Linked DNA regions of Homo sapiens: region 2 is linked to region 1. The links are chromatin contacts, found by Hi-C or POLR2A ChIA-PET in ENCODE. All regions are on one chromosome and are shown on one strand. Each heading gives the region's core, a stretch centred on a gene start or an enhancer-like site at or near the end of the contact. The rest is flanking DNA. Distances are from core to core; before and after follow the strand shown.

The links. A loop is a pair of places that touch in the nucleus more often than their neighbours do. ChIA-PET counts read pairs that join two places held with the same protein, here RNA polymerase II (POLR2A). Pooled maps may share reads with other maps.
Region 2: a map of B cell shows a loop between it and region 1 (2.4-fold over the local background). The contact joins the enhancer-like site here to the promoter of GEMIN6 in region 1. A Hi-C loop is called at or near these places in 1 of 168 maps with a recorded cell type or tissue (B cell), 4 of 37 single-sample maps with no recorded cell type and 9 of 50 pooled maps. POLR2A ChIA-PET finds 5 or more read pairs at or near these places in 5 of 52 experiments (BJ, K562, Panc1 and 2 more).

The regions. Positions count from the first base shown.
Region 1 is chr2:38,774,809-38,780,811 of GRCh38, reverse strand. It overlaps GEMIN6 (gem nuclear organelle associated protein 6), which reads right to left and starts at 2,602. Exons shown (of 3, transcript NM_024775.10): 1 at 2,531-2,602; 2 at 1,694-1,840. The coding sequence starts at 1,821.
Region 2 is chr2:38,825,181-38,831,183 of GRCh38, reverse strand. DHX57 (DExH-box helicase 57) reads left to right here. Exons shown (of 24, transcript NM_198963.3): 14 at 2,748-2,844; 15 at 4,495-4,668; 16 at 5,137-5,337. Among named protein-coding and RNA genes, the nearest start is that of DHX57, 48 kb to the left of the region's middle. RefSeq lists an enhancer at 3,203-3,497. Within about 2 kb of position 3,528, at least 4 of the 41 ENCODE cell types and tissues checked have a DNase peak (open chromatin) inside an H3K27ac peak, as active enhancers do.

The DNA of each region.
Region 1 (6,003 bases), core at 1,353-3,852:
ACTAAAAATATAAAAATTAGCCGGGTGTGGTAGCACATGTCTATAATCCCAGCTACTTAGGAGGCTGAGGCAGGAGAATCACTTGAATCCGGGAGGCAGAGGTTGCAGTGAGCCGAGATCGAGCCATTGAACTCCAGCCTGGGCAACAGAGCAAGGCTCCATCTCAAAAAAAAAAGGTCAGGTGAGGTGGCTCACGCCTATAACCCCAACACTTTGGGAGGTCAGGTGGGTGGATTGCAAGGTCAGGAAATGGAGACCGTCCTGGCTAACATGGTGAAACCCCATCTCTACTAAAAATACACGCCTGTAATCCCAGCTACTTAGGAGCCTGAGGCAGGAGAATCACTTGAACTGGGAAGGTGGAGGTTGCAGTGAACTGAGATCACGCCACTGCACTCCAGCCTGGGCAACACAGCGAGACTCCATCTCAAAAAAAAAAGTTTTTGTGGTTACATTTATTTAAAGTCCTTATCTTTTTCTTTTTTTTTTTTTGAGACGGAGTCTTGCTCTGTCATCCAGGCTAGAGTGCAGTGGCGCGATCTCAGCTCACGGCAAGCTCTGCCTCCCAGCTTCACGCCATTCTCCTGCCCCAGCCTCCTGAGTAGCTGGGACTACAGGTGCCTGCTACCACGCCCGGCTAATTTTTTTTGTATTTTCAGTAGAGACGGGGTTTCACCATGTTAGCCAGGATGGTCTCGATCTCCTGACCTCGTGATCCACCCGCCTCGGCCTCCCAAAGTGCTGGGATTACAGGCGTGAGCCACCATGCCCGGCCTTAAAGTCCTTTTCTTTTAAGAGATATAGTGAAGTATTTATAAACAAAATTATAGGCTGGGGACGGTGGCTCAAGCCTATGATCCTAGCACTTTGGGAGGCCAAGGTGGGCAGATCACCTGAGGTCAGGAGTTTGAGACCAGCCTGGCCAACATAGCGAAACCCCGTCTCTACTAAAAATACAAAAAATTAGTGGGGCATGTTGGCACATGTGTGTAACCCCAGCTACTGGGGAGGCTGAGGCATGAGAATCACTTGAACCTGGGAGGCAGAAGTTGCAGTGAGCCAAGATTGTAACTGCACCACTCCAGCCTGGGCAACAGAGTGAGACTTCATCCCACCCCCGAAAAAAAAAAAAAAAAAAAAAAAAAAATATATATATATATATATATATATATATAGTAAGAATAATTTCTATGCCCAATTTCTATGAAGTTGCCTGGTCTGATAAGGTAATCCATAGTCAGAACAGCATTTAGATTCAAAGGCAGTTAAGTTCTCATATGTAGGCCGGGTACAGTGACTCAGCCTGTAATGCCAGCACTCTGTGACGCTAAGGTGGGCAGATCCTTGGAGATCAGGAGTTTGAGACCAACCTGGGCAACATGGCGAAGCCCCGTCTCCACAAAAAATACAAAAATTAGCCAGACGTGGTGGCAAATGCCTGTAGTCCCAGCTACTCGGGAGGCTAAGGCAGGAGAATCGCTTGAACCTGCGAGGTGGAGGTTACAAAGAGCCGAGATCTCGCCACTGCATTCCAGCCTGGGTGACAGTAGAACCCTGTCTCAAACAAACAAAAAATTCTTATATGAAAATATTAATAATTAGCTTTTCATTTATCTGCTTTCTTAGTTTGTCTATAACATACAGGCAGCACAAAGGGGTGTCAAGATTTCAGGCAAGTAGGATGCATACTCACTTGGCAGAGACTGGGTCTGTAGTTAAAACCCATCCTTTATACTCATTCTTCTCACTGGCTGTCACTCGGACCTCTTTGTAAATGTAATCTTGCCATTCTAAGGGGCCTTTCTTCATCCATTCACTCATGATTGCCACCTGGCTAAATCTGAAACAACCACCAGTGCTGGTTAATATATGTTCCACGTAAGCAAATGTCTTATCCCTAATCTCCATCCTATCCTAGAGACAGAGAACATCTGTGATTTGCCTCAAGTTCGTAATAAGTAACTTAATACAATTAAGTATTAATGCATGTACTGATAGGAACTGATACTATAGTTGGGGAAAAGAACACGTGTAAAGGCTGCTTGAGAATTTTTATCAGGAAAAGGAAAATAGTTAATATGTACAATTCGGCCTAAAGCAGAGGGGTCACCGATTTGCCGCGGGTGCAGTCTGAGGAAATTCATCTGGCACAGGTCTATTCCGATCCACAACCACATTCCAAATCGCTTTCACTCTGGCCTGCAGATGATGCTCAAACCCTTCAACTCTGCTTTTCCTTCCATCGATCAAAGGAGTTCACCCCACTCCTCAACTGAACCAGAAAACTCTCCTGATATCCACCCACGCGCTCTCTGGCTCTGTGTCTCCGCTGGATCCCGCCATCGAGAGGCTCCCCCGATTTATGACAACTGCCCCTTAAAATTTGTTTGAAGGATGCACAAACGAAGGGCCAGCGGCTACAGCTCTAGAGCTTAGATTTCTGGTCCTGTCCTGCAGCCACACGATACCTAACACTGTACTAAAAACCAAATGGTACTTAACGTTTAACCCTGACAAACGAGAAAAATACCAGTTAAAAAACTCCTCGCAACTCTGGGTACTCAGCAACCATGCTTTGAGGAAGGATCGTTGAGCGGAGACCGCCTGAGACCAGCATGCTTTGCGCCGATCGTCACTTCCTTCCCCCAGAAACCTCTGTTTTGTAGTCCTACTTGGAGGTCTGAGAGTCGCGGGACCTAGAGTGCAGGGTGCGGACAGAGTCTAAGATTGTTCTGTAATAATAATAATAATAATGAACCGCCATGTCCTCTAAGGCTATCCCTCTCCATTGCCACGACGGACAGTTCAAATAATCTTTTTTTCTTTAAAGAGGAAAAAGCGGCCGGGCGCGGTGGCTCACGCCTGTAATCCCAGCACTTTGGGATACCGAGGCGGGTGGATCAGGAGTTCGAAACCGGTCAGGAGTTCGAGACCAGCCTGGCCAACATGGTGAAACCCCGTCTCTACTAAAAATACCAAAAATTAGCCGGGCCTAGTGGCGGGCGCCTGTAATCCCAGCTACTCAGGAGGCTGAGACAGGAGAATCGCTTGAACCCGGGAGGCGGAGGTTGCAGTGTGCTGAGATCGCACCATTGCACTCCAGCCTAGGCAACAAGAGCGAAACTCCGTCTCAAAAAAATTAAAAATAAAAATAAATAAAGAGGAAAAAGCTCGTGCCAGGTCCTCAATGATAGTAGACTTGGAAATGCACTTTCGCCTTAGAATCAAAGCACATGAACCCTCAGAGTAAATCCTAAAGCTCTAGGAATGTGAGGTGAACGTGCCGTGGAGAAGAGCGATAGGGTTGCTACAGGAAAGGGGTCCTGATCCAGACCCCAGGAGAGAGTTGTTGGATCTCGCGCAAGAAAGAATTCAGAGCGAGTCCGCAGTGCAAAGCAAAAGCAAGTTTAGTAAGAAAGTAAAGTGGTGAAAGAACAGCTGCTCCATAGACAGAGTAGGATGTTCCCGAAAGTAAGAGGAAAGTGTCCACCCTAGATACAATAGTCCTATGTATGAGGAGATGCGCTCTGCTACAAGGGTTTATGATAAAGGATTAATTTTCTTAATTACTATATTTTTCAAGCATCAATACTATTATCTTTAAAGCAAAATTAGGAATGCCTTTGTTCTCCAGGTATTGCGATATCTGGACACTCCCAAGTCTGGGTCTGTTTAGTAAACTTTTTTTTTTTTTTTTTTTTTTTTGAGACAGAGTCTCACACTGTCACCCAGGTGGAGTGCAAAGGTGCGATCGAGGCTCACTGGAACCTCCACCTGCCGGCTTCAAGCGATTCTCGTGCCTCAGCCTCCCTAGTGGCTAGGATTACAGGCATGCACCACCACATCTGGCTAATTTTTGTATTTTTAGTAGAGACGGGTTTTTGCAATGTTGGCCAGACTGGTCTCAAACTCCTGACCTCAAGTGATCCGCCCGCCTCGGCTTCCCAAAATGCTGGGATTACAGGTGTGAGCCACCGCGCCCGGCGGTAAACGTTATTAATGTCTTCCCTTAACCGTAAACATCTAGAGGCTGGGAATGCCTAACTTTCTGAGAATGCAGACCAGCAAGTCCCAGCCTCATTTTCCTAGCCCTCACTCAAAACGGAGTCACTCTGGTTCCAACGCCTCTGACACGGCCAAGGTATTTCTTGTTTGCTTGGCTTGTATAGGCAATTAAAATGCCTGCTCCTTTGGGATGTGCCCTCAGTACAATCTTGAGAAAGGTGCAGAAGCTGGAAAGAAATGAACCAAACCGGGTTGAATTTTGTCTAGCAGATCACTCTCTATAAACCCCTCCAGTGGAAAAGTGCAAAAGACTTGCTTCTGCTACGGATTTCTGGTCACGCACTTAACTGGCTTCTGGCATGATCCAGAATCTTTTTTAGGACTGAAAAACGGTACAAGGTGGTAAACGCTGAATTCCTGGAAATGTAAAAACCAAGGGAGATTTACAAAAACCAAATGAAAACACTATTAAACAAAGGTGTAGAAAACATCAAAAATGTATCAGCTTTTTCCTTACTCCTTGAGATTTAGGTTCCATATAATCTTCAAAGTATATTTTCTTATTGTCATCATTTGAATCTTTCCCATAGCCTTTATTCGTTGCATGATTGGCTGATTATATTAATGTAGTTTTAGTGGATTCTTAGATTTTGCTGGTTAAAGCCCTCTGTAAATCTACTAAGAGCTCATATAAGTGCCAATTGTTATCACAGTGTGAAGGAAAACACTTGAACTCGTAAAAATTCAGTCCAAAAGAGTTACAACCAACATGTCACAAACTGTTCATTTTCTTTTCTTTTTTTTTTTAGCGAGACTCCGTCTCGCTCTATCACCAGGCTGGAGTGCAATGGCACGATCTCAGCTCACTGCAACTTCCGCCTCCTGGGTTCAAGTGATTCTCCTGCCTCAGCGTCCTGACTAGCTGGGACTACAGGCGCCTGTCACCATGCCCAGCTAATTTTTGTATTTTTTTAGTACAGAAGGGGTTTCACCATGTTGGCCGGGATGGTCTCGATCTCTTGACCTTGTGATCTGCCTGCCTCGGCATCCCAAAATGCTGGGACTACAGGCGTGAGCCACCGTGCCCCGCCAACAAACTGTACATTTTCATTTTAAGCTATAATCTATACTCCATACTCCAGAACGAAAGACTTTGGCCTTTGTGCGTGTGTGTGTGTGTGTATTCTACAAGTAGAAACTAGTGTCAAGGTAAACTTCAGTTACTCCCCATCCTTTTTTTGTTTTGTTTTTGGTTTTGGTTTTGAGACAGGGTCTCATTCTTTCTTCCAGGGTGAAGTGCAGTGCAAGGATCATGATTCACTGCAGACTGGATTTCCTGGGTTCAAGCGATCCTCCTGTCCCAGCTTCCAGAGTAACAGGGACTACAGGCATGTGCCACCATGCCCTCCCTGCTAATGTTTTTCTGTTTGTTTGTTTGTTTGTTTTAATTTTTGGTAGAGACAAGTTCTTGCCATGTTGCCGAGGATGGTCTCTTAACTCCTGAGCTCAAGCGAGCTCAAGCGATCCTCCTGCCTCGGCCTCGCAAGCTGCTGGGATTACAGGCATGAGTCACCCTGCCTGGCCAGTTACCCTTTTTAAGGTGATGAGACTGGGGCAATTTCCCTACCTTTTTGCCCCTTTAGCCTCCTAAGTAAAATTCTCGGGAACTGCTGATGCAAATCACTGACTTCTAAGAGACTGTTGCCCAGCCCACTTCCTAATACAAGTTCTCAGAATGGCCCTCTCCTGTAGCTGGTTGTCACTGAGTTCAAATGGTGCCACCTCCTTTCCTAGGTCAGCCCTTACCCTTGGTCCCCCTAGAGCCTCTCCCACTCCAGTTGGTGTCCCTCTCCTCACATTGTCTTCTTTTCTACTTCTCCTCTATCTCCTTCCAAAGGTTTGCCTGCCTCACCCTCAAACCCACAAACACACACATACCTTTCTCTGCCAAATCCAAAATGACTTATTTTATTTTATTTATTTATTATTGTTATTATT
Region 2 (6,003 bases), core at 2,279-4,778, 49 kb before region 1:
TTCAATCCATATATAATAGTATGTTTCATCGTTGTTTAATGTTGTGGCTTTTTTTTTCCTTTGTATTTTTCTTTTTGCTTATCTTTTAATAAATAATTTTTTTAATTTTTCTTTTTGAGACAGAGTTTCACTTTGTCACTCAGGCTAGAGTGCAGTGGCATGATCACGGGTCACTGCAGCCCCAACTTCCTGGCTTAAGCAATCCTACAACCTCCCTCAGCCTCTCGAGCCCTACTAAATTTTTAATTTTTTGTAGAGATGGTGTCTCCCTTGTGTTGCCCAGACTGGTTTCAAACTCCTAGGCTCAAGCAGTCTTCCCACTTCAGCCTCTCAAAGTGCTGTAATTACAGGCATGAACCACCACACCTGACCTCAATAAAATTTTGTGGCATTTTAGCAGAGGATCATGGGGTATGTAATGGAAAGAACATGGATCTGATGCCAGAAACCCTAGGTTTGTGTCCAAGCTCCATGCTTACTAACTCTGTGACCTGAGTCTGAAGTTACTGAGTCACTAGTAGGGGTACTAGTAGCCTTCTTTTTTTTTTTTTTATTGAGACGGAGTCTCACTCTGTGGCCCAGGGTGAAGTGCAATGGCATGGTCTCGGCTCACTGCAACCTCCACTTCCTGGGTTCAAGTGATTCTCGTGCCTCCAGCCTCCCAAGTAGCTGGGATTACAGGCATGCACCACCATGCCAGGCTAATTTTTGTATTTTTAGTAGAGATGGGGTTTCACCATGTTGGTCAGGCTAGTCTTGAACTCTTGACCTCAGGTGATCCACCCACCTCAGCCTCCTAAAGTGCTGGGATTACAGGCCTGAGCCACCATGCCTGGCCACTAATAACCTTCTCAATGGATGGCTATGAGGATTAAATGGGATAATATATGTGAACATTCTTTGTTACTGTGAGGTATTTTTTAAAATGCTATAAGATCTCTTTCAGCCTTCATCAGAGTTCCAGTTTTGTGGTAATTCAGATTCCTCATTTATTTAGTGGGAAGGATAACTATGACTGAATAATAGGTCATGAGTTCTCTGCTGACAGATGCTTGTTTTATATCCCATTGCACTTCACATGGAGCTGACATAGGCACCCAATAAATATTTGTGGGATTAAAGGGGGGCTGGTGAAAACAGTACCATTTTTCTCCCTGAATAAAGCACAAAAGAAGGTGACTATTGCTGAGTGACTGCTCTTCACGCAGAAATATACTATAATCAGTTTTCATGCTTATTTTATTTAATGTAAAATTTAAAAGCCCATAAACTGTTAACATGATATGATTAGTTAATGGGCTGTCTCTAAAATATATCTGAATTTAGATTACCAGATTGGCCAGTCAATTATAGTTTCTTTTTCTCATTTCCAGTAAAATGTTTATGGATTTTATTTATTAATAAAATTGTCTTCCTGTCTTATAAGGTTAGGAGAATAACTCTTCCTATAGAAATAGAATGTCAAGGTCAGGTGTGGTGGTGCATGCCTGTAGTCCCAACTACTCGGGAGGCTAAAGCAGAAAGATTGCTTGGGCTCAAGAGTTCAAGACCATCCTTGGCAGTATAGTGAGACCTCATCTCTAAAAAAATAAAAAAATAGAAAGTTGCCAGTGGGGCCAAGCGCAGTGGCTCATGCCTGTAATCCCAGCACTTTTGGAGGCCAAGGCGGGCAGATCACGAGGTCAGGAGTTCGAGACCAGCCTGACCAACATGGTGAAACCTGTCTCTACTAAAACTACAAAAATTAGCTGGCGTGTGCCTGTAATCCCAGCTACTCAGGAGGATGAGGCGGGAGAATCAATTGAACCCAGGAGGTGGAGGTTGCAGTGAGCTGAGATCACATCATTGCACTTCAGCCTGGGCAACAGAGCAAGACACTGTCTCCAAAAAAAAAAAAAAATAGCCAGTGTACTGAAAAAGTTTATTTATAGAGCTTAGCTAGGCCAGGCACAGTGGCTCATGCCTGTAATCCCAGCATTTTGGTAGGCTGAGGCGGGTGGATCACTTGAGTCCAGGAGTTTGAGACCAGCCTGGGCAACATGGCGAAACCCCATCTCTGCTAAAAATATAAAAAATTAGCCGGGCGTGATGGCATGTACCTGTAGTCCCAACTACTCAGGAGGCTAAGGTAGGAAAATCACCTGAGCCTGGGGAGGTTGAGGCTGCAGTGAGCCGTGATCGCGCAACTGCACTTCAGCCTGGGTGACAGAGCAAGGCCTTGTCTCAAAAAATAAAAATTAAAATAAAAAAAGAGCTTAGCTAATAATTCTTGGCATTATACCGACAGACATTATACTTTTCCACACCTCAGTTTTTCTGGTTATAGAAAGATAAATCTCCATTTTGTCCTTATTAAGTCAGAGAATATATAAAACATGTAGTTATTTATTTGTTTAAATCCTCTGGGACTTTACAAAGAAAATAAAACTGATAGTGAAAATTTCTCTTTTTTTTTTTTTTTGAGAAAGGGTCTTGCTCTGTTGCCCAGGCTAGAGTGCAGTGGCACAATCTTGGCTTACCGCAAACTCCGCCTCCCTGGCTCAAGCAACCCTCCTACCTCAGCCTGCCGAGTAGCTGAGACCACAGGCGAAATTCTCAGATTATTGCATATTTTGGTTAAAAACAGCTTTATAATCTATATTAGTTTTTCATTTACTTCATTTATCATATTCTTTTTTAAAAAAATTTTTCTTGTTTCTTTTCTGTGCCTATGCTTACCCACATATTGATTCTTTTTATATACCCAGGTGCTATACTTGTATTTTTACCAGGACTAGCAGAAATCAAAATGCTTTATGAACAGCTACAGTCTAATTCTCTTTTCAACAACAGACGTAGTAATCGGTAAGCTAATTGCTTTCTATATTCTTAATCATCCATTGCAGTTACCTCTAAAGATATCATCACCCTCTTTAGACCCTGGAAGAGCACCAGTCTTCGAGCATACATTTGTTTATGCCAGCTGGAAATGAGCAAACCTATTTGCTGCAGGAAATCAGTTATTCCCTTTTTATTAAAGAAAAATATTGGCCAGGCTCAGTGGCTCATGCCTGTAATCCCAGCTCTTTGGGAGGCCGAGGCGGGCGGATCACCTGAGGTCAGGAGTTGGAGACCAGCCTGACCAACGTGGAGAAACCTCATCTCTACTAAAAATACAAAATTAGCTGGGTGTGGTGGCCGGCACCTATAAACCCAGCTACTCAAGAGGCTGAGGCAGGAGAATAGCTTGAACCCGGGAGGCAGAGGTTTTGGTGAGCTGAGATCACACCATTGCGCTCCAGCCCGGGCAACAAGAGTGAAACTCCGTTTCAAAAAAATTCTCTTCACTTAGCATAGTGACTCAGCAAATTTGCATGTAATTTTAGATGTCAGAGCCCCAGATAGTGGGGGAAGGTGGGGGAAAGGCAGCATTAGTAACAACAAAGAAGTCCTACCATTATGAGAGAAAATCATCTTCAATAGTTCCTATTCCAGGAGCAAGACACACTGGGTGTGTCTTCATTTTTAAGGGGAAAACTATTTGACAAACGAACACTCCCTTAAAATGTAAGAATGAAGTTTCTGAGGTTACATCATTGTCATTGCCTGTCTTCTCTGTGTGTGTGTATGTATGTGTGTGTGTGTGTATGTGTATATATATGTATGTGTGTATATATATATATATATATATATATATATTTTTTTTTTTTTTTTTTTTTGAGACAGAGTCTCGCTCTGTGGCCCAGGCTGGAGTGCAGTGGCGTGATCTCGGCTCACTGCAACCTCCGCCTCCCAGGTTCAAGTGATTCTTCTGCCTCAGCCTCACAAGTAGCTGGGGTTACAGGCTCATCTTGTATTTAAAGGAAGAATAATTCTTTGCTGGTTAGTTTGCACTAGGCTTGTTGGTTGTAGAATATCAATTATTTATTCCTCTTCATTATTTACTACTGAATTACACTCCAACATTTTTCCCAAGTTGGTATGAGGTTTTTGGTTCCTAGAACTAAGTAAATATTTTGTAAAAATCAGAAAGGACTTTACCTTTTATTTTATTTTATTTTATTTTATTTTTCGAGACGGAGTCTCACTATTGTCGCCCAAGCTGAAGTGCAATGGCAGGATGTCAGCTCACTGCAACCTCTGCATCCTGGGCTCAAGTGATTCACCTGCCTCAGCTTCCCGAGTAACTGGGATTACAGGTGCCCACCAACACACCTGGTTAATTTTTGTATTTTTAGTAGAGACGAGGTTTCACCATGTTGGCTAGGCTGATCTCAAACTCCTGACCTCGGGTGATCCGCCTGCCTCAGCCTTCCAAAGTGCTGGGATTACAGGTGTGAGCCACCGTACCCGGCCAAGACTTTACTATGTAGAAGAGCTGAGCTCTGAGGACAGGTTGTGGAGAAGTTGCTAATACCTGAAGTCATATTGTTGGTTTTAGTAGAAATTCACCTACTGTAATCTAGTTTCGGTGCTAGGTGCTAGAATACTTCATGTGCTTTTATTTCCTTCCAGATGTGTTATTCACCCACTTCATTCATCTTTATCCAGTGAAGAGCAGCAGGCTGTGTTTGTAAAACCTCCTGCAGGAGTAACTAAGATTATAATTTCCACCAACATTGCTGAGACATCCATAACCATCGATGATGTTGTCTATGTTATCGATTCTGGGAAAATGAAAGAAAAGAGGTATTCCGTCTTGTGGTGATGTAAGAGAGGGGCTAAAAATGCTTCATTTAGGGAGACACCGTTGTTAGTGGCTAATGCTATTAAGCTACACGGATTACTGTATGAAAAAATACTTTGTGAAAACTGTACGTGGATGTGTGAATGATTGTGTAGCCAGGACCATGGACCTTAACATCAAATGGGGATGAAAAGTAATGAATTGCTTTTTCTCTCTTTTTGTCATGTGATTTTATATGTGCTTGTATGAAAAGGGGTTGAATAAAGAAACTGTGTAGTTTGGGAAACTCTGCACTTGATGCCACTTAAATCAGCACTAGCTGCTCCTACCAGGGGCTCAACTATCCCAGAATATACAGGGCACTGTGTCCCTCTACAGGAGGAAGCTGGTTCATCTATTCTGTCCATAGCAAGCAGTCTTGGCCATGTTTTTATAAAATGACTCAATTTATATTTTCTTTTTCTTTATAGATATGATGCCAGCAAAGGGATGGAAAGTCTAGAGGACACCTTTGTATCTCAAGCTAATGCTCTACAAAGGAAAGGCCGAGCAGGCCGTGTTGCATCTGGGGTCTGCTTCCATTTATTCACTAGCCATCACTACAATCACCAGCTTTTAAAACAACAGCTACCAGAAATACAAAGAGTGCCATTGGAACAGCTGTGTCTAAGGTGACATCTGGTTTTTTGTGTTTTGCTTCCAAAAGGTCTAAATGTTTCTCACTCTATTAAGTTCCATGTTTTCCTTTTACTTCTAGAAGATATTTGGCTAAGAATGACCACCAATAATCTCATTTATTTGTGAAGAAAGATATCCTTAGTGTTGCCTTTACCATTCCTTTTAAATTTCTGCACATAAAGATCTCTTACATTGCAGAGCATGGCCCTAAAACAGAGCTTAAGAGTACATATGTAGGGCCGGGCATGGAGGCTCATGCTTATAATCCCAGCACTTTGGGAGACTGAGGCAGGTGGATCACCTGAGGTCAGGAGTTCGAGACCAGCTTGGCCAACATAGCAAAACTCCATCTCTACTAAAAATACAAAAATTATCTGTGTGTGATAGCACACACCTGTAATCCCAGCTACTTGGGAGGCTGAGGAAGGAGAATCTCTTGAACCCAGGAGGCAGAGGTTGCAGTGAGCTGAGATCGTGCCACTGCACTCCAGCCTGGGCAACAGAGTGAGACTCCATCTCAAAAAATAAAAATTAAATAAATGAATAAAATAAAAATGAAATTTAAGTAAGTGGATTACTGTCAATTCACGTCTTAAAGTGAACTACATTAAGTGAGAAAAGGCTAGGTACCAAAAATATACATGTTAATAAAAATGTAA